3 separate regions of the Homo sapiens genome follow, and all the other regions are linked to region 1. A link is a loop called in an ENCODE intact Hi-C map of the cell type or tissue named here. Cell type or tissue: endothelial cell of umbilical vein. All regions are shown on one strand. Links, peaks and the distances in the headings refer to the core of each region. The heading gives the core; the rest is flanking DNA. Region 1 has its middle 9.9 kb from the start of EIF3F. Region 2 overlaps LOC283299 (a long non-coding RNA gene). Region 3 overlaps OVCH2 (ovochymase 2).

Region 1 (10,541 bases), core at 981-8,980:
CATATCATCTCTCCAGCCCAGCAATCTCCTTGTGACAATCATGGCAAAAGCCATCATTCTCTAAACTTTTTTTAATTTTTTACCTTGTAGGGAAAGGAAAACTTCTCCTCTACCCTCTTAGGTTCTTAAACTGAGACCTACAGATTAAATTGACAAAAAAAAAATTATGATTAACGGGAGAAATCATACAAATTTTATTTGATGTCAACAATTTTACATAGCATCAGGGACCTCACAGACAAGAAGTGAAAACCCCAAAGAAGCAGTTAGACCCAAAGGCTTGTATACCATTTTAACCAAGGGCTGTAAATTTTTGGAGAAGTGACAAGGCAAAGGAAAAGGATATGGAATTCTAGGGGTAGCAAGTTCTGGGAAAGTAACTAGGGGGTATATGGGGAAAACTAATGAAAAATAAGGGTTACTTTAGGAAGTTTTGCTTGGCAAACATATCTCAGCATTGACCTCCCATCTCCAGTGATAAGAATGTTCTCTCCTTCCTAGGAAAACCTTTCTCATGGGAAATTTATGCCCTGCTTTTAGGTAGAAATGGGAAGAGCAGACAGCCCTTTCTGAATCTGCTGTTTTTCAGTTCCCTTCAGATCAAAATAATGAACATGCTTAAGTGGCATATTTTGGTGTGGCGTGTTCAGATGCCCATGCCTTTCAATCTCAAGAATGAGTTCTGTACAAAACTCTCATGCACTTTTGGTGAGAATGTAAAATATTACAACCAGTTTATTATTAGTATTATTTTAGAGACAGAGTCTTGTTCTGTTGCCCCGGGGTGGAGTGCAGTGGTGCCATCATAGCTCACTGCAGCTTCCAACTCCAGAGCTCAAGCCATATTACTGTTTCAGCTTCCCAAGTAGCTGAAACTACAGGCACGCACCATCACACTGAACTCATTGATCTGACAGTTTCTTGTAAAGTTAAGCACTCCCTGTCCTATGACTTAGCCATTCCATGCCTAGGTATTTACCCCAGAAGAAAGAAAACATACGTCTTCACAAAGAATTCTACACAAACGTTCCAAAGAGCGTTATTCATAACAGTTGAAAATCTGAAACAAATCAAGTATTCATCAACAAGTGAGTGGAAAAACAAGTTATAGTACATTCATACAATAAAATATTACTCAGCGATGAACCATTTGATAGACACAATGCATTGATAAATTTTACAATTGTATTGTGTGAAAGGAGCAGACACAAAGAATTCAAGTTGTTTCCTAGCTGCTGGTTGTAAAAAAAAAAAAGAATTCAAATTTTATTATTCCATTTATATGAAATTCTACAATAGGAAAACTAGTCTGTCATAATGCAGAGCAGTGGTTGCCCATGGCCAGGTATGACATGGGGTACTACAAAGGAGCCCATGGCACTTTTGGAGTGAGGAAATGTTCCATGTCTTGACTGTGGTGGTGGATACATAGGCCAAGACTTTCTCGACACTCACTAAACTCTACACTTTTTTTTTTTTTTGAGACAGAGTCTCACTCTGTCACCCAAGCTGGAGTGCAATAGCACGATCTCAGCTCACTGCAACCTCCGCCTCCCGGGTTCAAGTGATTCTCCTGCCTCAATCTCCTAAGTAGCTAGGATTATAGGCATGTGCCACCACACCTGAGTAATTTTTGTATTTTTAGTGGAGACGGGGTTTCACCATGTTGGCCAGGCTGATCTTGAACTCCTGACCTCAGGTAATCCGCCTGTCTCGGCCTCCCAAATTGCTGGGATTACAGGTGTAAACCACCACGCCCAGCCTGAACTATACACTTTAAATGGAGGCAGTTTGTTGTATTATAAATTATACCTCAGTATATATCCAAAGGATTATAAATCATGCTGCTATAAAGACACATGCACAAGTATGTTTATTGCGGCACTATTCACAATAGCAAAGACTTGGAACTAACCCAAATGTCCAACAATGATAGACTGGATTAAGAAAATGTGGCACATATACCCCATGGAATACTATGCAGCCATAAAAAATGGTGAGTTCATGTCCTTTGTAAGGACATGGATGAAGCTGGAAACCATGATTCTCAGCCAACTATCGCAAGGACAAAAAAACCAAACACTGCATGTTCTCACTCATAAGTGGGAAGTGAACAATGAGAATACATGGACACAGGAAGGGGAACATTACACACTGGGGACTGTTGTGGGGTGGGGGGAAGGGGAGAGGGATAGCATTAGGAGATATACCTAATGCTAAATGACGAGTTAATGGGTGCAGCACACCAACATGGCACATGTATACATATGTAACAAACCTGCACGTTGTGCACATGTACCCTAAAACTTAAAGTATAATAATAATAAAATTTAAAATATATATATTAGTCAGTGATTGAGCTAGAACTCAAACCTAATTCTACTCTATACTGCATATTGTTTCAGTTTACAATAAAAATATTTATGCTTAAAAAAATAAATAAATTATACCTCAGTAATGTTGATTAATTAAAAAAAGAATGAGCTCTGATAACTAAACTGTTAATCTTACAAACCTAAGAGAAGTCTGCAAGGACCACTTACTCCCGCAACCAAACAGATAATTGTGAGCTAGTCCTGGAATGTGCAAGGCCAGTAGAGAGGAGACACACCTCTTCATGGATAGGAATCAGGGAGGGACCACACAGGAGCCTGGGAAGGAATGTCCTTGCCAGGGTGAGGTGGCCAGGAGCTGAGCCTGCAGAGAGGGGGAACCTGGGGGCTGAAAACAGGGTAGCAGGCAGCCAGCTTTGCAGGGAGGGAAGAAGGGAGAGGAGAGGTGCCCCTGAGGCCAGAGTTCTCTAGCAACACTGATGTGGGTATCAGAACTTCAGAACTGCAGAGAAGTCGTAAAGCTAAGCATGACCACCCTTTCTTAGTCAAAGTCTTCTAAAAAGTCTAAAGTGACTCCATCCAAGAGAAGAAAGAGAAGCAAACTGTCTCTGGGGGAAAGCCTCCCCAATTTAGGCCTCAACAACTATCGCTCAAAAACCAAGAAATGAACTCATAGCCTTGAAAGTCTGAATAAGAATAAATAAAAACAAGAAACATAGATTCAGGCCAGGCAAGGTGGCTCACGCCTGTAATCCCAGCACTTTGGGAGGCCAAGGCAGGTGGATCACTTAAGCTCAGGAGTTCAAGACCAACCTGGGCAACATGGTGAAGGCTCATCTCTACAAAAATTAGCCAGGCGTGATGACACATGCCTGTAGTCTCAGCTACTCAGGAGGCTGAGGTGAGATGATCACTTGAGCCTGGGAGGTCCAGGCTACAGTGAGCCGAGATCATGCCACTGCGCTCCAGCCTCGGCAAGAGTGAAACCCTGTCTCAAAAAAAAAAAAAAAAGAAAAGAAAAGAAAGAAAGAAAGAAGAGACACAGATTCAGACCACTAAGAATTATAGATGTTACATTTATCAGCTTCGTATGAAAATGTTTTTAAAATTTAAGGATGTAATTACAAAAATAAGCTTATAAGAAATAAGAAAAAATAGATTTGTTTTAAAAATCCTTTTATATGAAAAAGAAAGAAAATAAAATAGAACTTCTACAGATGAAGAATATAATTATTGAAATCTAAAATTCAATATACAGAACAGATAGCAGCTGAAGTCAGAATTAGAGAGCTGAAGCTATGGCCAAAGAATTTATCCAGACAGCAGCATAAACGGATAGCAGATTGAAAATATGAAAGCTTAAGAGACATGGAGAATAAGGTCAGGAGAGGCAATATTAAGAGCAAATGGGCCGGGCGCAATGGCTGATGCCTGTAATCCTAGCACTCTGGGAGGTCAAGGCAGGTGGATCACTCGAGGTCAGGAGTTCGAGAGCAGCTTGGCCAACATGGCTAAACCCTGTCTCTACTAAAAGTACAAAAATTAGCCAGGCATGGTGGTGCATGTCTGTAATCCCAGCTATTCAGGAGACTGAGGTGGGAGACTTGCTTGAACCCAGGGAGCAGAGGTTGCAGTGAGCTGAGATCACACCACTGCACTCCAGCCTGGCAACAGAAACTCTGTCTCAAAAAAAAAAAAAAAAAAGCAAATGGCTGTAAATTTCCCGAACCAAAAAAAAAAAACAAAACCACGAATCTATAGATCCAAGAAGAACAATTTATCCCAAGCAGAATACATAAAAAGAAAGCCACCTTAAAATACATCACAATGGAACAGCAGACTCTAAAGACAAACAGATCTTGAAGCATCCAGAAAGAAAGGACCACAAAGAAACAACAAAGCAAAAAAGAAGCCAGAGATGGCAGAATGTTTTGAAAGTACTAAGATATTATAACTGCTAATTTAGAATTGTACATCCAGGAAAACTGTTTTTCAAAAATGAAATCAAGCCAGGCACAGTGGCATGTGCATGTAATTCCAGCTACTCAGGAGGCTGGGGCGGGAGGTTCCCTTGAGCCCAGGCAATACAGCGAAAACTTGTCCCTTAAAAAAAAAAAAAAAATGAATGAATGAATGAAAGCAAACCACTTTCACAGTTTTTAAAAATGTGGACTACCAAGGGAACTGCTCTAAAAAAAAAAGAGAGAAAAAGCTTTACTTCAAGTAGGTGAAAAGATTTCAGAAGAAAGTCTTAGAACAGGCTGTGCATGGTGGCTCACGCCTGTAATCCCAGCACTTTGGGAGGCTGAGGTGGGCGGATCATGAGGTCAGGAGATCAAGACCATCCTGGTCAACATGGTGAAACCCTGTCTCTACTAAAATAAAAAATAAAAAAAATTAGCTGGGCATGGTGTGTACCTGTAGTCCCAGCTACTCAGGAGGCTGAGGCATGAGAATGGCTTGAACCCAGGAGGCTGAGGTTGCAGTGAGCCAAGATCGCCCCACTGCACTCCAGCCTAGTGACAGAGTGAGACTCCATCTCAAAAAAAAAAAAAAAAAAAAGGTCTTAGAATAAAGTCTTGTCCTAGAAAGACAAGAAGAAATAGTGTACAGAGAAAGTGGTAAACAGGTAAGCAAATTGAAACATACTGGGTGTTAGCCTTATAAATATAATACTAATAGTGTTTACATCATGTGGCTAGTTCCTCCACCCACGGGAAATAATGAACAACAGTGTATAAATCAGAACGGGAAATACCAAAGTGAAAGCATTTTAAAGTCCTTTTAACATCATCGGTGCCGTTCTTTAAACAGAGTTAATGCATTAAAAATGCATAATAACTTCTGCACCTGCATGCAGCTGGTGCAATAGCAATGCCTATTTCTCTGTCCATCTGGAAGGAACTTGCAGAGGATGATGCAATACCATGACTATCATAGCTTCCAGTGCCTTGATGAAACCTCAAGGTTTTTGGCCTTTTGGCCAAGCATCTGCCATTTCATACTGTTGCAGCATTTGTTGTGTCCTAGGAGTTGCAACTATCTATAAGTTTGTTGTGGCTAAACCATGAAATAAGGCATATATAGATTTCTGCAGAAATTATAATTCTACAAATGATTTTGAAGAGATGAAAAAGGTTGGTATCTTTTGGAATGCAAAGTGATATTGGAATGTAAAGAATTTCTGGGGATTGTGTTCCATGGAAGTTTGTCACTGGCCTACGTTCCTGAACTGTGAAACATGAATATGTGGGCAAAGGAATAGTTTGTTTTGATAGATTAACAAATATGAAAAAAATGCATGATAAAATCAAGAGCTATAATTAAAACACTAAAATTGGAATATGTGCTTCCTAAGTAGTAGAGAAACAGGAAAAATAAGAACATGCAATCAATCAATAACCCCATTTAAAGGCCAAATATAAGGAATGGAGACAACACAGGGGCTGGGCACAGTGGCTCACATCTGTAATCCCAGCATTTTGGGAGGCCAAGTTGGGTGGATCACTTGAGGTCAGGAGTTTGAGACCAGCCTGGACAACATGGTGAAACCACATCTCCACTAAAAATACAAAAATTAAAAATTAAAAAGAACACAGAAAAGTGAACCAAATAAAAATCAAAAATTAAATGTAAGAAATTAGTCCAAATACTCAACATAGAAAATGCTAATGGACTAGACTTGCCAATGCAAAGAGAGAAACAGATCAAATTGTTTAAATATTTAGCTATATGTGTTTATAAGAGTTACACCTCAAGCATAAAGATATGGAATGGTTGAAAGTAAAAAAAAATATGAGGAAAATATATGTGAGAAAATGCTAATCAAGGGAAATCTAGTGTAGCTATATATATTTTTATTTATTTACTTTTAAATAAATAAACTATGAGGTAGGTACTAGAAGGTCAAATATGAAAACAACGTGATCCATGCCTGAAAAGATGTAGAGTTTAGTAAGGATAACAAACAAAGAAATGGATCATTTATTCCACTTTAGAACCAGACAAAAGAGGAAATTCACATTTTAGGAAGAATGTATAGTCCTGAAATATAACCAGTCTATTTTTATTTATTTTTCAAGACAGGGTAACCCTGTTGCCCAGGCTGGAGTGCAGTGGTGCAATCATAGCTCACTGCAGCCTCAAACACCTAGGCTCAAGCCCTCCTTCCACCTCAGCCTGTGAGTAGCTGGGTCTACAGGTACACACCACTACACGTGACTATGATGTAGCTATACTAATTTCAGCAAAATAGATTTTAAGACAAAAGCATCGGCCGGGCACAATGGCTCATGCCTGTAATCCCAGCATTTTGGGAGGCCAAGGCGGGCGGATCACGAGGTCAGGAGATCGAGACTATCCTGGCTAACACGGTGAAACCCCATCTCTACTAAAAATACAAAAAATTAGCTGGGCGTGGTGGCACGTGCCCGTAATCCTAGCTACTCGGGAGGCTGAGGCAGGAGAATTGCTTGAACCCGAGAGGCAGACGTTGCAGTGAGCCGAGATCGTACCGCTGCACTCCAGCCTGGGTGACGGAGTGAGACTCCCTCAAAAAAAAAAAAGACAAAAGCATCATTAGAGTTGAAGACAGTCAACACACAATGGTAAAGGTCCAATTCACTAGAAAATTTTAACAGTTCTAAGCATGTAATAACCTAATTAGATTCAAAATAACTCAGTATGTGGTAAAACAAAAACTGACAAAGTTACAGAGAGAAACTAACAACTCCATCATTACATTGAGAAGATACTAAACTTCCTCTCTCAATTGTTGCTAGGTCAAACAAATAAAAAAAGATCAATTATATATAGGTTAAAGATCAGAATTAGCAAGCTTTACATAACAGACTTATAGAGTTCTGTGTCCTAAATTTAAATGATAAACATTCTTCTAAGGTACACCTGGACCACTTGATAACATACTTGGCTATAAAGTAAGACAATTAATTTTTTAAAATAGGTATTGTATAGATATATTCTCTGGAAAAAAACAAAATTAAATTGGAAGTTATTAATAAAAAGATAAAGAAAGATGAATTATAGCTTTTGTTTATGAATAGGAAAACTGAATATCACAAAAATATCAGTTCAGCTCAGTACGTCTTTAGAATCAATGCAACCTAATCCATCAGGTTTCACAAACTTATTCTAAAATGTACAGGAAAGAGCAAAGGGCCAAGAATAACCAAGACTTTTTTTTTTTTTTTTTTTTTGAGACGGAGTCTTGCTCTGTCGCCCAGCCTGGAGTGCAGTGGCGCGATCTCGGCTCACTGCAAGCTCTGCCTCCCAGGTTCACGCCATTCCCCTGCCTCAGTCTCCCAAGTAGCTGGGACTACAGGCGCCCGCCACCACGCCCGGCTAATTTTTTGTATTTTTAGTGGAGACCGGGTTTCACCGTGTTAGCCAGGATGGTCTGATTTCCTGACCTCGTGATCCACCCTCCTCAGCCTCCCAGAGTGCTGGGATTACAGGCATGAGCCACCGCCTGGCCTAACCAAGACACTTTTGAAGAAAAAGATGGTAGACAAGAGGGAGAGGCTGCCCTGGATATATTCTAAAACTAAGGTAATTAAGACAACATAATATTGCACCTGCTCTACCACGTTTCAAAACTAATTCTAAAACTAGAGATGTGGGCGGATCACGAGGTCAGGAGATGGAGACCCTCCTGGCTAACACAGTGAAACCCCATCTCTACTAAAAATACAAAAAAAAAAAAAAACTTAGCCAGGCGTGGTGGTGGGCGCCTGTAGTCCCAGGTACTCGGGAGGCTGAGGCAGGAGAATGGCGCGAATCTGAGAGGCGGAGCTTGCAGTGAGCTGAGATCGAGCCACTGCACTCCAGCCTGGGTGACAGAGCAAGACTCTGTCTCAAAAAAAAAAAAAAAATTAAAATTAAACTAGAGATGTAGCCATTAATATGGCACAGCAATGGTTCAGAGTGGACAAAATAGAAACAAGAGCCAGAAACACTACCAGACACTATGAAACTGTGATACACTGTCATGCATTGCCTAATGATGGTGATACATTCTGAGATATTCATTATTAGGTAATTTTGTTGTTGTGTGAACATCATAGAGTACTTTCGCAGACCTAGATGGTATAGCCTACCACACACCTAGACTTTATGGCATAGCCTATTGCTCCCACGCTACAAACCTGTACAGCATGTTACAGGAAAGAGCAAAGGGCCAAGAATAACCAAGACTTTTTTTTTTTTTGAGACAGAGTCTTGCTCTGTCGTCCAGGCTGGAGTGCAGTGGCTCGATCTCGGCTCACTGCAAGCTCCGCCTCCTGGGTTCACGCCATTCTCCTGCCTCGGCCTCCCGAGTAGCTGGGACTAGAGGTGCCCACCACCACGCCCGGCTAATTTTTTTGTATTTTTAGTAGAGACGGGGTTTTACCATGTTAGCCAGGATGGCCTCAATCTCCTGGCCTCATGATCCGCCCACCTCGGCCTCCCAAAGTGCTGGGATTACAGGCATGAGCCACCACGCCCAGTCCATCATTGACCTAAACATCACTATGTGGTGAACAATTGTATTTTTCTTTTAATGGCACGGTAGATGAATAGGGAAAGGAAGGACAATTCAAAAAATAGAATTTAAAAATCCCACATAGATTGAAGGATAAAAACAATACTTTAAAAAACATCAAAAATACGTAGATAAAATGCCTGTCTCTGGTATTCATATAGGAAGAATTTCTTAAACAAGACCCATAAAAGTCCTAGCCATAAGATAAAGGATTGGTAAATTTAACTACATTAAAATTAAGATCTGTTCTTCAAAATACACCTTAAGGAAAGTGAAAGGAAAAGCTGAAAAGTTAGAGCATATATTTGTAACATTTATGACTGATAAAGGATTGGTATAAAAATATGTACTGAAGTCTTTAAAAAAAAAAGTCCCTCTCAAAAATAAATAATAAATAGAAAACAACCTATAGAACCTAGTAGAAAACAACCTAATAGTAAAGCATATGGAGAGATTTTTTTTAACAGGATTCAAATACATATGGCCACTAAACATATGAAGTGATTTCAACCTCATTAGTAATCAGGAAAATGCAAATTAAGCACACAAATAGATACCATTAACTATCCATCCATTTTTTACAGTTGAGGGAAAAACTAAAACATGACAGAGTTTATTCATCAATGGGAACTTTTATATACTGTTAGAAGGCATGTAAATTGGAACAGCCTCTTTGGAAAACAAGTCTGCATTATCTTGTAAGTATGAATATTCACATATCTTACAACCCAGTTGTCTTAGTCTGTTCAGACTGACACATTGAAATGAGACACAAAATATCACTGACTGGGTGATTTAAACAACAGAAGTTTATTTTCCCACAGTTCTGGAAGGTGGAAGTCTGGCAGCAGTTGACAGCATGGTCAGGTTCAGTGAGGGCTCTGTTCCTGCCTTGCACATGGCCACCTTCTCATCGTGTCCTCACATGAGACACACAGAAAGACTCTTCTTATAAGGCCACAGGCTTATTGGATTAGGGCCCCACTCTTAACAACCTCATTTAACCTTAATTACCTCCTAAAGACCCTATCTCAGATACAGTCATATTGGGGGTTAGAACTCAACACAGAATTTTGAGGAGACAAAATTCAGCCCATACCACTAACTCCCAGGTGCCCAAGAATACATATATAAAAGGATGTTTAAAGCACCAATTTTCATAATATCAACAAATTTAAGCAAGCCACATGTCCACCAACAATAAAATGGAAAATAAATTGTGGTATATTTATACAAAATACTATTATACATCAGTGAAAATGAAGAATGAGCTGCAGTTCTATGCAACAACATGAATACACATCAGTAAACTAAGGTTGAAAAGAAAAAAGAAAGTTCAAAAAATTACTACTTTCAGTATGATACACTTTTTATTGAGCTCAAAAACTAGCAAAATTCAACAATGTATTGTTTAGTCATGCATATATATTTGAAATAAAACTATCATTTTTATGCAAATGATGGATACAAAATTCAGGTGAGTAGTTATTTCTAGGGGTGGGGCAGTAAGGCAGTGAAATATTGATGGATATAACTCATAGTGTCTCAAAAGCCAATTGTTAAATTTTTTAGGACTTTCAAGAGCCCCTTGTCAAACCACTGGTAGCCTGAAATCAGCCATGGTGGGAGTATTTACACCATGGAAACTGGCAAATACTGAAACCAAG
Region 2 (10,541 bases), core at 1,068-9,067, 84 kb before region 1:
TTTCACCATGTTGACCAGGCTGGTTTCGAACTCCTCATCTCAGATGACCCGCCCGCCTTGGCCTTCCAAAGTGTTGGGATTACAGGCGTGAGCCACCAGGCCTGACCTGAAGTTTTAATCTTGTTGAGGGAAAAGGATATAGTGAATAGATGTATTGATTAATTATATAAATCAATCTAAAATATTTAACATTTAACATTCTTAAAATTAAAATTCCTTAATTGTAATTTTAAAATTCTTTGAAATTGTGTTTCTATTTTAATTTGGTTGTACTTTTTTCTTAATTCTTGAGATAATCACTAAGGATAGATACTTTTACCCCTAGAAATACTGTTTCACTCCATAAGAGATTATTTCAGAAGTTATCTTCAGCCCCCATGGCACCCTCTCACTCCCCTTAACCAATCCATCACTAATGGTCATGCCAGTTTCATCCCAATACCTCCCCAGTCTATCTGTCTCTTTTGTAACCACCACAGTTCAGCCCATCATACCTCTTACCTGGACAGCCTCAATAGTCAGCTAACTGGAATCCCCGTATCAATGTCTGTTTCCCATTGCCTACACTGCAACTTCTCAAAGATCTTTTCAAAATGCAAATCTGTTCATGTCTGCTCTTGGCTTAAAACTTTTTGATGTCATTAGATGTATACGAGAGACTTCAATTATAATCAAGTTCATATTATTTAAAAGCATTATCCAATTATAGTATTATATTTAAGTTAGTAGTAGTTACATGGAAATGTATTACATTATCCTCTGTCATCTATATATGAAACATTTCTCACATGAGAAAAACAGCCAAAAAGTTCAAAACAAACAAAAAATCAAAATCAAAATATAGCAAGAGATTTTTCAATTGCATCCTTAATGAAGTATTAAAGTTTTCTATATCCAATCCTTGCACATGGGCCATGCTGATCTTCTCTGTATCCAATTTTAGTACATGTGCTCCCGAAGTGAGCACTATATGTCTAAACTTAACACCTCCTCAGTTATGATATTAATACTTCTCATACTTCTTTGAGTTCTTTGTCTGAGATTTCTTTTTGCTACAGAGGCTTTGTTGTTTCTGCCCATGGCTCTCTCTGCCACCTACTCTCTACAAACTCCCTGGTTAATTCCTATTTAAAATTCAGATTTAAATGTAAATATCACTTTCTTGGAGATGTATTTCTTAACCTGTCCAGCCTAGATCAAGGTAGATAGATCAATAGATAGATGATAGATAGATAGATAGATAGATAGATAGATAGATAGATAGTCTTATTGGTTTGCTTTACATATTCCTCCAAACACTTATTGGCTTGTGATGATGCGCTGATTTATGTAATTATTTTATGTATGTATTTTGCCGTCTACTATAAGCCCCATATGGGCAGGAACAATGTCTGTTTTGGTTCCTTATTTTCAAGTCTAGCATGGAGTGACCCCTTGGTAAGTGTGAGTTGAATGAAGAAGAAAAGGGACATGCTGTGCCTGGGATACGGTCAAAACTTAGAACCTGGAGTTAAAGGGAAAGGTAGTCTATTGCCTCTTCTGCCACTTAGCTTTGGACAATGCATTTGAGCCTTCCCAGCTAGGTTTCTTCATGAGTAAAATGAAGGTAATAGTAGTGCCTCTGCTACAGGGCTGTTAAGAGCATTAAATGAGAAAGCACAAAGAGCTCAGCAGAGTGCCCAGCTCATAGTAGACACTCAAATCATTATTCATTATATTTTCATGCTTCTATATTTTTCTTCTTTTGTTACAAAATTTTCACACTGAAATGTTCTCCCTCTCTGCTCATGCTCTTCCTACTGTGATGTGTTGATCTTTTGTGTCAAACTGAAACTGCTTTCCATTTCAGGTCATCTGCAGAGCATTTGAATGATAGGAGGAGGAGATGATGGCGCTGCCATTTATCTGTCAGATGTGTCACTCTCTGTGAGGGGCTGGCCTCTCACAGACCTGGGGTTCCACGGGCTGCAGGGAACCCACCCGAGGTAGAGACCTCTGGGCTGGGCCCCTTGTTCTTTCCTTTCACTCTGTCGAATCCTTGGCTTTTATTTTTCTTCAGGGAAAACATGACGGTGTTTTTCTTGTAGATTTGTTTTGTTTTATTTTTACTTCAGATTCATGTGCTTATATTGGACAAATCTTAAAGCTTCCACATGTTATCCAGGGAAAAATGTATTGCTTTTTATTGAGTTGAGACTGATCAAGCTATCAAAAATTCACACTTGGCTGAGGCTGTCTTAAGTTTGGTCAACTTCTCTAGGTTCAGCAAGATTTTGTAACTATTACTGAAGTCTGTGGTGGCAAAGGGGCTCCGTGAAGGGAAACATCTGGATTTAAAGTAGACTTTAATTACATCTCACACCCCTGCTCTAGACCAATGTTTAAAACCCCAGGGAGAAGCTTAAAAGTGTGACTCCGTTTGAAACTCAGGAGTCATTTTAACCTAATTGCTCCCTTATAGCTTAAAGCTAACACCTAAGCCTTTAAGAATAAACTCATAGTCCCTGATTCCTGACTGTATTTGCCCTGAGTAAGTGCTCCCACAGGATCTGCACACTATCGCTAATTTCAGTAAATGTTTTCACGGTCTTGGCTGTAGAGTTAATGCCTAACAAGTTCCAGAGGAACCAATTTCCTGCTGGAGGAAACTTCCTTACCAAGTTTCCTAATTATTCCCAGTCATTGCCCTGTAGAATCCAACTGGCCAGGGGAGGCTGTTAATAGGCCACAGGTGACAGCTACAGTTAGGTTACCAAGGAAACAGATCAACCATGCAGAGAGCGATGTTTGACACAAGGAGACCAGGGACCCGTAAATACATGTATTTCCTGCTGCCTCTTGTTTCCTGAGGTGGGGGGAATCAGGACATACATCCTTCCTCTCAAAGTCATTGAGAAATTGACTATAGTGAATTCTCCCAGCCAACATTCTGAAACTTTTTGGTCTCAAGACTCCTTTATACTTCTAAAATTTCTAGAAAACCCCAAAGAGTTTTTGTTTATGAAGATTATAGCAATTCATATTTACTATATTCAATATTAAAACTAAGACATTTAAAAACATTTATTTAACTCATTCAAAAATAATAATAACTCCGTTACATGTTGACAGAAATAACAATTTTGATCAAAGATATTTAAAAGGATGTTATTGTTTTACATTTTTGCAAATCTCTTTAATATCTGGCTTAGAACACAGCTGAATTCTGTTTCTGCATTCAATCTGTTGTGATATAATGCATCATGTAGCTTCTGGAAGACTACTGTACATTCTTGGGCAAATGAGAGATAAAAGGCAAATAATATTTTTAAATTACTATGAAAATAATTTTGATCTCACAGTACTCATAAAAGTGTCTCAGGGTCTCCCAGAGGCCCCAAAACCAACTCTCAGGACAACTATTCTAAACAAAACCGCACTAAAAGATGGTCATTGAATAGCTTTATCTGAATGAAACACAAAGCAAAGCAATAGACCAAGAGACAAGTTTACAATTATGAAAGTGGGAGCATCTGTGCTCTGCTCTTCATATTTCTGCTACTTTCGGCCATCCTGACCTACAAGGACTTCCAGCCTCTTGTCCAGACATCCTTATAATGACATCTGGCCCTAACACCAAAAATAGATTTACTACAATTTTCTTTTGAAACAGTGACTTGAAATTCTATAAACTACCAAGTATCAGCAGTCCATAGAGTTTTTTAGCAAAGGCTACAATGTTAGCAAAAAGCAGGTAATATTTGGCAACAATAATCACAGAGACTGAACAAATTTTCATTCGTAATAAACGCCTGATTTTCCCCACCTTTATAAAGGCCTGTCTGAGAAGCCAAAAGATAGGGGAAACACGAACTTTCTAAAAAGAATTGCCCTTATGTACTTCCCAGAAGTGGTTGTATCTTATGCCCAAATTGCATACGCTGATGGGATGGATTCTTTGGATGCCAAAAGAGTTGCACAAGGACACGTGATGATCTCAGGCAGTGTGTCAGACCTCCAAGAACATCCAGTATTGATTTGAACAACTCTGCCCACAATCTCTGCTTAAGACCTATTATTCCAGGCATACAGTCTACCCAATCTGGCCACCTCTGTAAGGCTGTTTGAGCCTGAGCTACATATTGGAGACAAGATCTTAGTGCACAGTCACTAACGCAATGCCTGGGGCACTTAAGCCCAACATGGGGGTACTTTCAGTTCCTGTTCTTTTATCACATGAGAGACAGTAGAATACACCTACTAGTCAAAAGCACAAACTCTGAAGTCCAAGAAATCTGTGTTCTAGTCCTACCCTGTCACAAAATAATTTTGAATATTTGGACAAATTATTTAGTATCTTTCAGCTCCTTTGTCAAATGGTATTGTTGTGAAGATTAAATGAGTTCATACACGTAAGGGACTTAGTAAGGTATAGAGTATTCAATAAATACTGGCTATTTTTTTAAGGGACGGGGTCTCCCTATGTTGCCCAAGCTGGTCTGGAACTCCTGGGCTCAAGAGATCCTCCTGCCTCAACCTCCAAAAGTGCTGGGATCATAGGCATGAGCCACCATGCCTATAGAGATAAATGTTGGTAAACCATAAGCAAGTTTAATTCCCTGGACTTTCAGCCGTGAGAGTATAGCAATTACACACTGTAGCCATTAGATGGCAGTAAGAATTTAGTCTATCTTTTGGCATAAAGCGCCAACTATTTCCTGGAGTTTTTATTCATCTAGGGCTTGGAGGCTTCACCCTCAAGCTTCTTCTTAGATCCACTTCCTTTGTCCTTGCTACCCTGTCCCCTGGTCTCTTAATTTGAACTGCTTGGTCTCTGGAAGCCCTGTAACATCATGGGTCTCTACTCTTCCCTCTGGTTTGCACATACTACATCCATTTGTGTCTGTCTCTTCCTCAGATACAAACCACATCAGCACAGGGCCTGTGCCACACTGATTCAATCTCTCTCCTCTATTGGATTTTTTTCATGGGACTTCAAACATTCTGCAATCTCTCCAGCTTAAGAAGATCCTCCCTGGATCAGGCAGCCCTCTCTAGGTATTGCTTTCTAACTCTGTCCCCACAATTCAGACCTCCGTTTTGAGCCTGACCTATATACCCCAGCTATCTATTTGACTGATTTCATGCAGGCATCTGACACCTTAGTCATTCAAAACTGGATTTCACCCCCAAAAGCCCTCTCTTCCAGCAATCCATATCTCAACAAATGGAACCCCCATCCACTCTCTCCTCCAACCAGAAAGGTAGGCTTATCCCTGACACCTTTCTCCTACCCTCTCCCCACATATAATCCTTACCAAGTCCTGTCAATTTGATTTCTTAAATATGGGTATAAACTTTCACATTGCTGCCTTTCCACTGCAGAGGTGTCAGGGATAAGCCCACCTTTCTTGTTGGAGCAGAGAGTGGATGGGGGTTCCATTTGTCGAGGTAAGGAACACTGGAAGGGAAGGCTTAGTCCAAGCTAAGCTAAGGTGAAAGTCCTACTCTCAGCTGGGCCACAGCAATTGCCACTGCCTTGTCTATTATCTTCTCAGCAGCCAGAATGATGTTTTAAAATACAAATTTGGCCATGTGACTACTCAGTGTTAAACCTTTCCCTGGCCACCTATTGCTAGTAGGTGAAGTTCAAAGTTCTTATTGTACCTACAAGGCTTTGCACAGTCTGCCTTCAGCTTATCGCTCCACCCTACTCCTCCCTCTCCCTCTCCAGCCCTCTCCCGTTCCTGAAGTGGCATCAAGCTCCTTCATATTCATACCTTCAAACACTTTATTCCTTCCAGATGAACTGCTCCCTCCTCCACAGCTGGGCCTGGCTAACTCCCATCATCCTTTAAGACTCCATTTAAGTGTTACTTTCTCAGGGAGGCCTTCTCTGTCCTCAGCACCACTCCTCTCCCTGCCACCCCTCCAGGTTAGATAAGTTCTTCCTATTATAATCTCAAGGTATTTTGTGTTTTTTCTTTATAACAGTTATCACAATTATAATTATGTTTCGTTATGTATTTATCTAATAATCCTCTCTCTCATTAGACTATCTTGCTTATCTTTGTGTTCCCAGCACCTGGCACAGTGCCTAGTACATAAAAATCATTCAACAAACATTGTTGGTTAAAGATTAAATGGCTTTTTTTCCTCAAACTGGCCATTCTCACTCTCACAGTGTCTTGGCAGAAACTGCTAGAAAGTAACAGCCCAACACACACACACACATACACACACACACACACACACGCACACAGAGAAAGAAAGAGAGACATGCACCAAATATAGTCTCTATACAAATAACACTCATCCTTCACTACTTAATTCAAATGTCACGTCAACAATGCAACCATAAGAAAAAACTAAAAGTAGACATTGGCTTTGGGATGGGAGAAAGGACAGAATCAGCAAGCATCTTGAGGATATTGCTGATGAAAGTTTGAAGAGCTTCAAGGAGACGGTTGATATAGAACTTGCAGACAGTGAGGAAAATGTTATCAGATGCTGGATTAAAGAACACCCAAAAGATGCCTTGGCCAAACAGTTAACAAAATCATCACTGCAGCAATGTAGAAAATAAAAAAATATATCAATAAAATGGCAGATCTGACTAAGGATATTCCCAGGCAGAATATCATAAGAGCTGATTTCTTTTAGCTGCATATAATAAAATACTAGTAGAGAAAAATAAGCTAAAGAACAAACTATTCAGTTTTTTAACAGAATATGGAGAAAATGTAAAGGATCCGGAACTTGCTATATTCAAAATAAATATGTCCGTCATTCCCAGTCTCTTCCAGTGAATGATTTTGAAAGAAAGAAATGGTTTGGGGGCAAAGATCAAATTCAGGGAGTGGTTTGTAAGACCCTTTGTTAAAACCTTAGAAAAACCTTTAACAAAAAAGAACTCCATCCTGCCTGATCAACAGAATACTGTGGAAGTCACATTGCTCCAGTTTCTTGGATCAGACCTTGAGTGACTGGCAGATTCCAGAATACTCAAACACTCACCATGGTATGTGTCATTTTTAAAAGGAGGGGTTGGGAGAGTTTGTGTGTAAATTTTCTGTTGATGATCCCCACTAAAGACTTGCTAGGTCTTCTCAACAGTTCATTACTGTAATGAACAACCAAGTTATTTGCCTTGAGCCTGGTCAGGAGTCTCCTGAAATAGCAAAGTTATGTTAATGAAAACAGTGAAATGATAAAGTCATCTTAATGTAGATGGTAAGTTATATGGGTTTGGTAGTTTGGGTCCCTAGAGTTTTCATTCTATATGAATTGATATTGAAAGAGCTGTCAAAATAAAAGTTGCACTGGGCAAAGTTGAACAGGAAGAGATACTTTATTCAAGACTATTGCAACAAGGGACAGAGATTAAACTCAACTCAGCTGAAACAAAAGCCTGGCGAGAGTTTAACAGCTGGAGTAGAGGGAATCATAAGACAGTGGTGTTCACTAATTGGCTGAACCCAAAGCAAACTTTCTCTGCTTATAACAGGAGGTACTTGTATAACTTGGAGCAAAATGTCTACTGAAGTTAGGCTCCTACCCTCCCATGGAGACTGGAAGATAAGGAGCTATTTCTTTTGATGTTTACATTTAAAACTAGTAAGAGGCTTCTAAGCAGATTTACATACATTTCAAAGGAGGCAGAGAAAAAATTTGCAATTACAAGTTTTCTCCAGTGATTTAAGAAAAGGGAGGTCAGGGACCTAGAGTCAGGAAAAAAAAAAAAAAAAACACCTGTCTTAATTTTACTTAAGCTGAGGGGAATGTTGAAGGCCATCTCAATCAAAGCATTCCTGTTATTTAAATTGAAGGAATTTCTCTATTTCTGCACTGTATTATTTGGGCTACATTGTGCTGTTGTCCTTATTGCACAAGCTTTTGGTGAGTTAGTTTGAATAATGTGTCTATATGTAATTTGAGTTGGGAAATAGGTGGAAACAGCCCAGTGAAGAAATGTCAAGTAATGCCTTCACTTAATTAATTCTGACCTCTTTCAGATGCCCCTTTTCCCAAGAAGATATAAAAGTATAGTAATAGGCATTAGGGCTGGGCATGGTGGCTCATACCTATAATACTAGCACTTTAGGAAGCCAAGGTGGGAGGACTGCTTGAGCCCAGGAGTTCAAGACCAACTTGGGCAACATAGAGAGACTCTGTCTCTACAAAAAATTAAAAAATCAACTGGGTGTGGTGATGCATGCCTGTAGTTCCAGCTATGCAGGAGGAGGATTGCTTGAGCCTGGGAGGTCAAGGCTGCAGTGAGCTGGGATGGTGCCACTGCACTCCAGCCTGGGCAACAGGGTCAGACTCTGTCTCAAAAAAAAAAGAAAAAGAAAATAGATACTGGGAGCATGGCCAGTTGTAACTATGCAAGGGAAAGGACACGCCTGTTAGCTGTTAGCAGTGAGCAAATCAAGGGACTTCAGAAACCCAAAAGGCTCCTTATGTGAAGAAGTTGGCTGCAGAATTTAACCCCAGCCTTCACATGTCACAGGCTAAATTAGTTTGCTATGGCTGTCATAGCAAAATATCACAGACTGGTGGCTTAAACAGAAATTTATTTCTCATAGTTCTGGATGCTAGAAGCCCAAGATTAAAGTATCAATAGATTTTGTTTCTCCTGAGGCCTTTTTCATTGGCTTTGTTGACCTAAAGGAAGAAACTGAGGCAAAGTAAATATAAGCAGAGAGTTTATTTGGGGCCAAGTTTGAGGACTGTAACCCAGAAAACACAGATTCAAGTTGCCTTGTATATGTGTTCTGGCTAACAGCATTCAAATGTGGAGTTTTTTGTTGGTTTGCTTCTTGTTTGTTTTTGTGGAAACGAGGTCTCCCTATGTTACCCAGTCTCATCTCAAACTCTTGGCCTGAAGGGATCCTCCCACTTTGGCCTCCCAAAGTGCTGGGATTACAGGCATGAGCCACCATGCTTGACTATACATGGGTTTTTAAAGGAAAGAAGAAGGGGCAGTTCCTAAGTTGTTTACTAAAAATTTGTGTTAAAATACTATAAGCTACTAATTGACTATACATTGTTCTTTGCATCACAAATTCCAGAAACATGAAGATAATGGGTCGGGGTCACATTGTTCAACTTGTGGTGGCATTATCAATCACTCCTCTGGGGTTATTTCATTGATGAGCATATAACCCTGCCTTAATTTTTTTTCCCTCAAGGTAGAATTTATTAATAAGTTATGGTACATTCATAAAATGGAATACTACAAAGCAATGAAAATTAAACTACAGCTACCTACATCCATATGGATGAATTTCAAAAACAATGCTAAACTAAAAAACAAGCCAAGGAAGAGCATATGCAGAATAAATGCCTTTATATAAAGATTAAAAACAGGCAAAACTAAGCACTCTATTATTTAGGGACATGTTACTAGGTGGTAAAAACAATAAAGAAAACTAAGGGAGTTATTAACATAAGTTCTGGATAGTAATTTCTTCTGGAAATGAATGATTGGCATGCAATCCAGCAAGAATATATCCAGAGATTCTGGGGTATGTAAAGTTCAAACACTTGGTCCATTAGTAGGTACATGAATATTAATTATTGCTCCTTAAGTTATACATACATGTTTTCATATACTTTTTTGTATGTATGCTATATTTTCAAAATAAAAATAAAGACGTGACCTACAGAGTGTAATCGTAGGCACAGGGAAGGGTGGGGGGCTTTGATAGAGATGTTAGGTCAGTGGCAATGAAAATCACACCAATGTATAATCTATGGTCAAGTTATTAATCCACAAAGTATGGATTTAATTAGTTAAACTCCCAAATGACAGTCTTTCCCTTCTTAACAAGTTCTTGGGAGCCACCTTGTTAATCCTCCATTCTGGTTACATTTCATTAGGATAAGCATTTGAGACATCTTTGCTGGCTTTTTACCACATGAGACATTCAAACAAAGTATAGGTTTTTTATTATATTCTTTGGAAATAATTATGACAGACAATAAGTTTCACATACCATTAATAAATTATGTGGTCCTGGGCCAGGTGTGGTGGCTCACGCCTGTAATCCCAGCACTTTGGGAGGCCGAGGCAGGTGGATCATGAGGTCAGGAGATCGAGACCATCCTGGCTAACACGGTGAAACCCTGTCTCTACTGAAAATACAAAAAAATTAGCTGGGCATGGTGGTGGGCACCTGTAGTCCCAGGTACTGGGGAGGCTGAGGCAGGAGAATGGCATGAACCCAGGAGGCAGAGCTTGCAGTGAGCCAAGATTGCACCACTGCACTCCAGCCTGGGCAACAGAGCGAGACTCCATCTCAAAAAAAAAAAAAAAAAAAAAAATGTGGCCCTGAAGAATTTACTTGAGTGACCCCATTTCCTCATCTGCAATTAATAGCAGTGTGGCAAAGACATTTATTGCTATTGATGATAACCTTGCCTTTAAATGATTAATTCCTGACATGGGTGTGAGGGGCATGACTGAAGACTCACTCATGTCTGTCTGGGCCTGATAAACTTTGCATACATCCCATTCTTCAAACTGCTATGAGCTACTTTTCTCGGCTAGCAGATGG
Region 3 (10,541 bases), core at 1,306-9,305, 290 kb before region 1:
TTATCAATCTTACATAAGTTTTGATTTAAAAATGAGTGTAGAGTACCCATAACAGTAATTATCGCTTAATGTATGTTAGCTGCCATTCTCTCATGATGAACAAGCAAGTACTACCTATTTTAAATTATTAAAAACGACAGACATTTGTTGTTAAATACACATTTTTAAAATTATTAAAAACAACAGAGAAAAAGAAGCACTCATTCTCATTCTCACAAATTAATTTGTCTATACTGAGCCTGATCCCAATCTATAAAGAATCTGCAGGAAGAAAGGAAATCAAAATCCTGAAACTAAGAAAGGAGAGCCCTTTCCCTTACTTCGTATCAGAGAGTAGAACATTTCTGAAAATTCACAGAAAGCTTTTTTTAGAACAGACCATTCAATTCTGAAAAGAAAGTTCTTAAAATTGTCTATAGTGTATCCCTGAGCATCCTGAAGATTTTAAATAAGTTGTCACAGCAGCTTCACCCAGAGGCTGTTTCATCAAACCACAAAGTGACACTCCCAGCCCCCAAGTGTCCTGTGGAGAGCAGAAAGATGGCAGCTGGAGAGCTCACCCAGCAGGAATCGTTGCCCGCATCTGCTGCACTCCTTAGAATTCCTGGAGAGAAACATACCATACTCCTGGCATGCTTCTGATGCAAAGGTGGGGATTCTAAGCTGCTATAGTTTTTTGGACTTCTTTCTACCTTAAAGGCAAGGAATCTCTGTTGTTAAGTTCATAAAGATCCACCCCCGGACCCCAACCCCGCAAAAAAAAAGAATATATTTTCAGGGGATATATTTCAGGGCATGTTATTCATACAGATGAAAAGAAAGGTGATTCCACCATGTAGCTTAAAAGGTATGTGATATTTCTGCGCAAATTGTCAAAAAAATATGATGTTACCCAAAACATTATTTATAAGAAGTGATGGCTGTGGAAATAATAATAATAATAATAATAATAATAATAATAAAGCCTAAGACATAATTTTGAGAAAATTGAAGGCTAAGGCTGAGAAATAAATTCTTACTGGGATTATGCTAGTGTATCGGAACTGCTTCTATGACTCTATGACTCCTGAAGCCTGAGAGCTTCAGGCAACAGAGGCCAGAGGCTCAGAACAACACTTGGGGACCTTTCTTTATGAAAGTGAAATCTACCTCCAGGGAGCCTCTTTCTCACCTCCCATTCACTCTCTATCTTTAGCAATCAGACTGTGGAATTCTGACTCACTGAGGTTACCTACAACATCCCAGTGGCCAAATCCAAAGGCCTCTTTTCCCATTGTTATGTTACTAGATTCTGTCCAGCATTTTTCATCATTGACACCTCTTTCCCCTGTCTTTGCTTGGGCTGATATAACAAATATACCATTGACTGGGTGATTTAAACAAGAAATTTATTTCACAAAGTTCTGGAGACTGCCAAGTCCAAGATCAGGGTATTGGCAGATCCAGTGTCTGGTGAGGGCCCCCTTCCTGGTTTGCAGATGTCTGTCTTCTTGTTTTATCCTCACAAAGGGGAGAGTAGAAAGAGAGGAAGCAAGCTCTTGTGCGTCTCTTCTTATAAAGGTACTAATCCCATCGATGAGGGCTCCACCCTCAGAACCTAATTATCTCCCCAAGGACCCACTCCAAATATCATCACAATGGAGATTAAGCTTCAACACATGAATTTGGTGGGAGCGCAAACATTCAGTCCACAGCAAAACCTAATCTCTCTCTCCACAGCTCCCATGTCTGTCCTGGTTCTCCTCCTCCCCTTATGCCTGGCTCCTTTCAGCCTTTTTCTTTGGTCTTCCCTTTTCTCTTTTTCCTCTAAAAATAGGCTTCTTTTGGGTTGCAACTCTCACCTTTATCTGCTACCTCCCAGACCACCCCATCCCAGGCTTGATTCTTAATTCCTGGACATCTGCAGCTGGATATCCCACAGGTAAATTGACAGGCACACATTAAATTCATCTTCAACCTCTCACACCCTCCTCAAATGTGCTACTGCTATGATATTCTCTTTTTTGGTCTTTGGAAATATTGTGCTTGGCAATGGCTTTGCTGAATGTACCCCCTGGTGGCCGAGAGAAGGAATCACTGCAGCCACACTTTACAAAAATTTTTCCACCCGGGGCTTCTTTGCATCATGAGGTCATTGTCAAAGAAGCCAGAACAAAGAGACCCCAACTGCTTTCATCCCTTCTTATGAAAATGAATTTTCATTCCCGACTCTCTCTATTATTCTGTGTCCTATGTGTCCGAAAATTTATAAAAATAAAAATAAAAAATAAAGGATTTGACTTTTCTCCTGATAAATCAAAATGGCAAAATGGCAAACTATAAAAGTTTCCCCACCTCATCTTCTGCCTGCTCTCCTCACCACTGTATTTTCCACATGGAACAAGATGTCACTTATATATGCCAATGGATGTCATGGACAAACAAGGAACAGGGAAAGCCCAGAACTTCTCAATGCTCATTGGCACTAGAACATAGTAGTATACTTGCTATTTTTCAGAGGTGGGATCTTGTGAATGAGACCACAATTTGGCACAGAAAGTAGTCATTGCCACTGAATTATTCACTCGAGATGAGAATTTATTCTGGTGACTGGAAATATTCCAGTGTTGCTTTGAGCAAAAGGAACAGTGACCACATCCCATGAAGCTCCATGTGATGGCTTTTTTGATATGTCAGCTTAGCTAGGTGACAATCCACAGTTATTAAATCAGACACTAATCTAATTGTTGCTGTAAAGAAATTTTGCAGCAGTAATTAAAATTCCTAATCATTTGACTCTAGGTAAAGAAGATCATCTTGAATAATCTGGGTGAACCTGACTTGATTAGTTTGAAGGCCCTTAAAAGCAGGGCTGAGGCTTCCCCAAAAGAGAGAAGAAATTCTGCCTGTGAGGAACAACTTCAGCCCATGCTGTGGATTCCGGTGTTTCTATGATTTTCCCTTTCTGAGCACCTGGCCTGTAGATTTACCTGCTTAGTCAGCCCCCACAATTGTGTAAGCCAATTCTGGTGTATCCGTTTGCTAGGGTTGCCATGACAAAGTACCACAAACTAGGTGGCTTAGAACAACAGAAATTTATTGTCTCATAGTTCTGGAGGCTAGAAGTCCAAGATCAACGTGTCAGCAGGGATGGCTCTGTCTGAGGGCTGTGACGAGGAGTCTGCCCCAAGCCTCTCCTCTAGCTTCTGGTGGTTTACTGACAGTCACTGGTGCCCCTTGGCCTGTAGATAATGTATTGCCCCAACCTCTGCCTTCATCATTACACGATATTCTCCCTGTGTGTGTATGTCTCTCTGCTTCCAATTTTCTCCTTTTAATAAGGACACTAGTCATACTGGATTAGGGCCCAGGCTAATAACCTCATTTTAACTGATTAACTCTGTAACAACCCTATCTCTAAATAAGGTCACATTCTGGGGTACTGGAGGTTAGGACTCTAGTATATTTTGGAGGAAGATGGAATTAAATCCATATCACCTGCTTCTCCGGTTGAACCCTGGATTATACTCTGTGTGTATCAATTGGTCCCCAAAACAGCTTACCAGAAACATTGGTTTCTCCATTTGGCACATCTCATGTCTCCAGAAACATTGATTCATCCTCTGATATGGAGATGTTTAAATCTGGGTATACTGGGTATAAGTATGATACAATTACTCAGTTTCCACAAAGACAGCCAGGGTTGGAGATTTATCAGAAAATGATTTATGAAGCTATTGTTAGAATTCTGGGGCACCTCAGCCAGCTAGACTCTATAGGTATTTCAAATGAGGAGTGGGGCATTTTAACTATAACCTGGCTTTGCCATCTGCAGCTGCTTAATACCTAAAAAGAATGAACAACTTGGAAAGCAGATAATTGGCTTTGTGGGGTTTGGAAAGAAGAATCATGGGTATGAGAATGTGTAAGGAAGCTGGTTAGGTAGTTCGAATGTCCAGGGCCTGGAACTGGTGAAGATATTTCATGTTTCTATGTCTCTGTTATGTACTGCACACTTGCTTGTGGCCAAGTGTATCTTATCTGATTTAATCCTCACTACATTCTTATTAGGGATGCATTGTTTTCCCTTAGTAGGGTTGAAAAAAATGAGTCTGAGGTGACTCTTAAGATTACACATCTAGTAATGATTGGCCATCAGGATTCAGACATACAGTCACTCGTTCTTTGTGAACTCCCTATACGTGAATTCACCTACTCACTAAAAATTATTTATAGCTCCAAAAGTGATACTCATGTTGTCCTCAGGATCATTCATAGGCATGTGAAGAGTGACAAAAAATACATGTTGTTAGACACACGTTTCCACACGAGGTAAAACAAGGCAATATTTTGCCTTCTTGCTTCAGCCGTCATCCTATAAACAAATGTCCTTTTCATGGTCTATTTAGTGGCACTTTTTTTTCATTTCTGTTCTTTTTATTGGTGACCTCAACCTTTAAAATGGCCCCAAGCATAGTGCTGAAGTGCCGTCTAGTGTTCCTAAGTGCAAAACTCTGTGGTGTGCCTCACATAGAAAACACACGTGTTAGATAAGCTTTGTTCAGACATGAGTCATAGTGCTGTTGGCCATGAATTTAATGGCCGTGAATTCATTGTAATGAACCAGCAATATATATTAAATAACATATCTTTAAACAGAAACACACATAAAACAAGTTTATGTACTGATCAGCTGATGAAAATGTACCTTGAAGGCACCTAACCTTGTACATTTCCTAGGAGGGATGGCTGAGTATTCTCTTATTCAGTGTCCATGGTGACTTGATAGGATGTAATTACTGCAGATAGTGAGAATCGACTGTCTCTGTGTTGGGCTCTAAAGACCTCTAATTCACATCACAAGGATTAGAACTGGGAACCAAAGAGTTGGTAACTCTATCTTCTTACCTGCTTTAGGAATGAAGGAGACTGTAGCCTGAAAGCCCCTGCAGGTCCCGTTTTCATCTGATTGGAAGCTGATGAGCATGATGCTGGAGGGGCTCAGCACAGGGGTGGGGACATCATAGCCACACAGCCGAGCTTGTTGAAGGCCAGCCCAGGCATGACATTGTCAAGCACCCAGCAGATAGCCATGGCATTGGAGAGAAGAAAAAAAGAAAATCATCCTTCAGGTAATTGTTGAGAAATACGCTTTTCACAATTCATTTTCTAAATAAAGGCAGCTCACTCCTTAATTAACCCCATGACATTTCAATTTGGTTTTCTCTCCTGAACACTCCCACACACAATGATGTTAAGGGAACTGGTTCTAGCCTCAGGACTTGTTTCAATGGAACTTTCCCTTTCTGACTCCTAGTTTCCTCATGGGCCTTTTGCATTTCTGTTTCAGTGGTTCTTTGATTCTCCCTTTTTCTCTTCCTGCCCCTAATGAAGAAGACAAAGGAGTGATGGTGAGACCACAGGGAGGGGTGGAGGTGGTGCAGGAAGATGGAGGAAGATTGATCTGTCTCCTTTTCGTTCCCATCTCAAGACTGGGTCCAAACACAAACCAGAGCGAGCTGAGGCTCAGAGGACACAAACCTATTTCCTTCTTCCTTTCTACATCGCTGTGCACTGTCACATAGTCGGAAGTGCAGTCTCCACTTTCTTCTATTTCCAGACTCTGAAATGAAAGCTGAGAAGACACGAAGTTACATCCAGAGTAAACAATCTGAATGAATTACCTGACTTTGATTCAGCAGAGAAATTTGGATTGCTCAACTTGTTCTGGAGTAAGACCTTAGATAAGAAAGTTAATGGGGTATTCAGGAGTGGGTCAGATTACCAAGGGAAGGATTCTATATCACAGGCTCTAACTTTTTGAAATAGCTACCAAATATGGCCTGAATCAAAGGGCAGGAAACTGTGCAAATATTTTAGCTTCCTAACATCTCTAAGAGATTAGGAGAGCTACCGCATGGGGATTTTTTTCCTTGGAAGCAACTAGGCACTCAACTCAACTAATTGCATATACACAAAACTGCTTCTCTGGACATCTTAGTGTTGTTCACCTGGTTCCTGATGTTTCATCTTGAACCTCTAGTTCTCCTGAATCAAGACTGAAATTTGTTGTGCCCCTTGGAGACCGTGTCTTTCTACCCAGCGGGATATAGCTGGCTCCTCTTCTCACCTGCTTTGTCCTGTTGCCACTATATTTCCATGCCTCACTGCAAAATTCTGAGAAGGCACAGATGTAAGTGAGTCTAATTGCTGATATAAAACAAAGTATCATCTGAGCTACTGAAAGCATTTGCATAAGTGGGCTCGGAGTCAAATGTAGTGAGCCTCATGAATGTGCATGAAAAAGGAAATCCTTGTATGAGTTAGAGAGAGCTGATTTTGGATACTAAGCTTAAATGTAAACCTCAGCAAAATTCTTGAGTAGATTATTAAGCTATGATGAGTAATGACCTAGAAAAGAAAGTTGATCACCTGGAATCAACCTAGGGTCACCAAGAATAAATCATGACAAACCTTTTCTCATAGTTTCTATAATTGTGATGCTTATTGGCAGCATAATATTTCATTTATCTCTATCCTTGAGACCTGTATTTTTTGCTATCTTAAAAACTTGGCAGTGAATATCTTTAGGCATTTACTTTTTTTCTTCTCTTGTATCATTCCCTGCATGGGGCACTTGTTTTGTTTCAGGAAAAGGGAGGGGAACTATCTAGATAGAAGGAACAGTGTGAAGGAGAAACAAAGAAACAATAAAGAGTGATCTTGGAGCAGTTTGGTGAGCACTAGCCAATTGAATTTGAAGTGAAGAGTGGTGGGAGAGAGGGCTGATGAAATAGGAACTCTAATTTTAACACACAGTTGATGGGGATTCAATGGGACCCAGACTCTGAGCAAGAAACAGAAAGGATTGTGTGGATAAAACAAAACTGGAGGCAAATAATTACTAATGGTAAAGGTAGGCGTGGGGAGGGGGACCTGTATCAGAAATAGGATTCATTCAAACATTTATTAAACCCTTACTGGGATACTTTCTGGGAAGGGGCCCTTTTCTCTCCAAGTCAAATGGTGAGCATATTCCTATGACTTTTAACACCAGTTTCCAAATTACTATCTTACACGAGTTCTGCAAAATGATGCTGTCACTGGCAGAGTATGAGAGCATCGCTTCACTGATGCACGACACTCAAACTTTACTTATTGAAGAGATATTTTTCAATCACTTCTGGCTCTGGCATTTTCAGATTTTCAACTAAATTTCCTCTTCTTCCTCCACCTGGAAACATGCTCACAACCTAAATTTTATCCTCCACCACTAACAAATTTTCCTTAATTCTGCTGAAATTTTTGCCCCAAATCTGTTTAGGTTTGATGAACTTTTAGAAAGAAATCTATACCAACTGCCTCTGTATCATCTTTTCCCACTCATTCATAAAACCTGTGTGATCTTGTTTCTGCCATTAACATCTGACTTCACGTGATATTTCAGATACCACCAATCCCAACTCCTCTCAATTGTTCAATTTCCCATCTAATTATTCTCCCTTTTTTATGGAGGTGTGGGGTGGGGACTGGACACCTCAGTTCTCATCTCTTTAAGTTCTAACTTAGTGTGGTATCCAAATGATTGGTCACATCTTTTTCTTTGGTTTTGTTTGTGTTTTAAGTTAAAGGCTGCATTCTCCAGGCTGTCATAAAAACACACCAATTTGGTTCTCCTCCCACATCTCAGAGTTCTTTCCATCTCTTAAGTGAGAACGCTGGTGTCTCATCATCCCTCACTCCTCTCCCCTTTATTTTCTGCTCTCTTTTCTCTCCATCGTACACTGTCTTGTTTTCAATTATTATTTTAAAAGAAAGATCTATGAGAAAATGCCTCATTCCAATCTCACCCTGACTGCAGTCCTACTTCTACCTCCCTGATGATATCTCTCTGCAGATGGTCCATTAGTGTTTAATGAACAAACAACTAACCACACACTGCTAATCAAATGTGGAATAAACTCCATTTCCAGGCGTTCAAAGGCCTCCATACAGTGACTTCCACCTTGCCTTCCACTGTCCACTCCAGGACACCTTAAGACCCTCTTAAACCAGCGATTCCCTGAGCCTGTTCTGCGCTGGTTCCTCTAGGCTTGCTCTGTCCTCTCTGCTTGAAAGGCTTGATGATTTTGGCCTGATTGACCTTGATTTTGTTATCTATAACTTACAATGTGTTTTGTGAGCAGTTTAATAAATAAGGAAGACATGCTTGTTTCTGGAATGGACTAAAAGTCACCAACACAAAGTTTTTGTTTTGTTTTGTTTTGTTTTGTGTTTTGAGAGTTTCGCTCTTGTAGCCCAGGCTGGAGTGCAGTGGCGCGATCTCGGCTCATTGCAACCTCCATCTCCCGGGTTCAAGCAATTCTCCAGCCTCCCGAGTAGCTGGGATTACAGGCGCCCGCCACCGCGCCCGGCTAATTCAATACAAAGATTAAAGCGGCACTTTTTTTTTTTTTTTTTTTTTTTAAAGTAAGGAGCACAGTGCCATCTAGTGGAAAAAATGTGTAGTTGCAGGGGAAACTGGGCGGATCCATTATTCAGCAAGTATTTATTGACAGCTTTGTGTGTCAGGTGCTGGGTTCTAGGTACTGAAAACACAGCAGTGAATAAATCAGATAAAACCTCTGACCTCATGGTGCTTATGTTAGCTATTCTGTGAATTTACCATAGCTACGTAAGGACAGCCAAAGTCAATACCTTAATTAGGTGATGTTTGGAGGCTTGAAAAATCCAGTCACAGTTAGCCTTGTCACTGTAGTTTTCAGGATAGTTTAGACTCTGTATGAGACCTTCTTCAAAAAGGACAGTTAAGTAACTGCAACCTGAATCTGAAACGTAAGAAAAAGTCCAAACAGATGGCACCATTCAAATAAAGAAGAATTCTCACTGCTCTCCCTCCTGTCTCCTGAAAATGATGCATATCAATTGCATTTTCAGACACTGCGAACAAGAAAAGACGTAGTGCATGATTCTCCAGAACTCATCAGGCCCTCTCGACTCACTTGGAGGGGCAATCACTACGAGCTAGCAGGGTGAACTCAGGGTTGAGGGGGAGACTGCCCCCTGTTCTCTAGTTGGCCTGTGCCCCTCTCCCATGTGGAGTCAGTTGGGCCTTGGGAGAGGGATCCCTGCCACTCACCTAATTCCTATGGGGCCTAAGCTTCTACAGAAGGTGGAGATAGTATGTGATTAAAAGTAAATGGTTTTACCAGGAATGTAGTTTGGTTTAAGAGCTTTATAGGTAAGATTAAACCCAGCTGCATTATCTGTGGCATCAGAGACGAATTTCAGCCTTAGAGAATTAGAGCCAATAAGAATGGATGAAGGGAGGCTTTCTCCACAAAATTTTCCTGCAGGATGAGAAAAAAGGATTCTTTGTTCAGAATCTAGAAAATAGTTCCCATTCAATGATTTAAGAAGAACTGAATTTGCCATGATATTTCAGGATTGTCCAATCCAAAGTTTCTCAGTCTTGTCACAATTGACATTTTGAGCCAGAACCTTCTTTGTGTTCTTGCCATCCTGCATCTTTTGTAGGATATTTGGTAGCATTTCTGGCCTCTACCAGTGACAATTCCTGCCCTTGTGACAACTGAAAAATGCTTCTCATTCATTGCCAAATGTGTCCTGAGGGTTGGGGGTACAAAATCACCTCCAGCTGAGAAACCACAGAAACACCATTCCATTTCTGTTTCTTGTAAGTAACCTGTCTCCTTCTCATGGTTGTCTATTTGTATTTTCCTTCTTAGCTTGATGAGGCAGGGAAAGGTCATTTTCACAGCTAGGAAAGCAGTGAGCTGTCTGGACATCCTGAGAGGCCCTGGAATATATCTAGAGTTTATTCCTCATGGACACCAGGTCTGGCAAATGGGCCTAGGAAGCCTGGTTTGATGGGAAGCAGATTTGGCAAGTAAATTGCCCTGTGACCTTGCAGCCATCACCCAGGCTCAGATTTGGTTCCTTCCCACTCCCAATTCTGAGTCTCAAAGCGGAAGTCAAGAAGTGTGGCATTTACAGATGGCTGAGTGCCAGACATAAGATAACTAGGCCTCATTAAGCCCACTTGGCACTGGTTTCCATTTGACACTGTGAAAATCCACTCACCAATGGGTCTGTCTTCTAAAGAATACATTGACAGGTAACTGTGGTGACAAGACTCAACATCTAGGTGGGAAAAACTGAGCAACACATGCATTTCCTCTGGTACCAGCAGGGTCCAGACACACCGTCTGTAGGCAGATCATGGAGAGGGCGTTATTTCTAGACAGAAAACGACTATCACAGTCCAATTGGTGGGCCCAGACCGGAGGTGGGAGTAAGGAGGAGGAGTACAAAGGGGGTTACTCACTGCTTGCTCTCATAATATAGGTGGAGGCTTTCTGGGAAGTGCAGCTTCCCCTCAGCCCCGCTGACTATGACATCCTGCTCACTGCACCAGGCTGGGAGGGAAAGCCAGGAGAGTCAGGGTTAGTTATGCCAGTTAACCACAGCAGCCCCTCCCTCCAGAAGCTGCAAACACCATAGCCTCCTGGTTCTTCTTGATGTACTCTTCGTTCTTCATG

What was found. Peaks named below come from ENCODE experiments on the same cell type or tissue, not always from the same donor. Only the 100,000 strongest peaks of a DNase experiment are listed, where the experiment ranks them.
Region 2: it touches region 1 in a loop (4-fold over the local background); 102 of 110 quality-filtered maps call a loop at or near these places.
Region 3: it touches region 1 in a loop (13-fold over the local background); 12 of 110 quality-filtered maps call a loop at or near these places.

Annotation. Positions count from the first base shown.
Region 1 is chr11:7,972,212-7,982,752 of GRCh38, forward strand. It overlaps the pseudogene COX6CP5. Among named protein-coding and RNA genes, the nearest start is that of EIF3F, 9.9 kb to the right of the region's middle. In endothelial cell of umbilical vein, for the core only: no CTCF peak of the experiment used is centred there; DNase peaks (open chromatin) are centred at 5,370 and 5,640; H3K27ac peaks cover 2,835 bases.
Region 2 is chr11:7,888,313-7,898,853 of GRCh38, forward strand. The region is part of intron 1 of LOC283299 (a long non-coding RNA gene); the gene reads right to left. It also overlaps the pseudogene RNU6-943P. Among named protein-coding and RNA genes, the nearest start is that of OR10A6, 38 kb to the right of the region's middle. In endothelial cell of umbilical vein, for the core only: a CTCF peak has its summit at 4,626 (motif pointing right); DNase peaks (open chromatin) are centred at 4,659 and 6,109; H3K27me3 peaks cover 1,205 bases.
Region 3 is chr11:7,686,382-7,696,922 of GRCh38, forward strand. It overlaps OVCH2 (ovochymase 2), which reads right to left. Exons shown (of 16, transcript NM_198185.7): 9 at 10,328-10,418; 10 at 10,084-10,208; 11 at 9,189-9,329; 12 at 8,677-8,807; 13 at 5,521-5,614; 14 at 4,888-5,019; 15 at 3,543-3,632; 16 at 3,056-3,221. The coding sequence ends at 3,574. It overlaps LOC105376533 (a long non-coding RNA gene), which reads left to right. Exons shown (of 11, transcript XR_007062576.1): 3 at 4,897-5,111; 4 at 5,600-6,172. Among named protein-coding and RNA genes, the nearest start is that of OVCH2, 15 kb to the right of the region's middle. RefSeq lists an enhancer at 4,633-5,832. In endothelial cell of umbilical vein, for the core only: CTCF peaks have their summits at 2,049 (motif pointing left) and 8,485 (motif pointing left); a DNase peak (open chromatin) is centred at 8,490; H3K27me3 peaks cover 4,342 bases.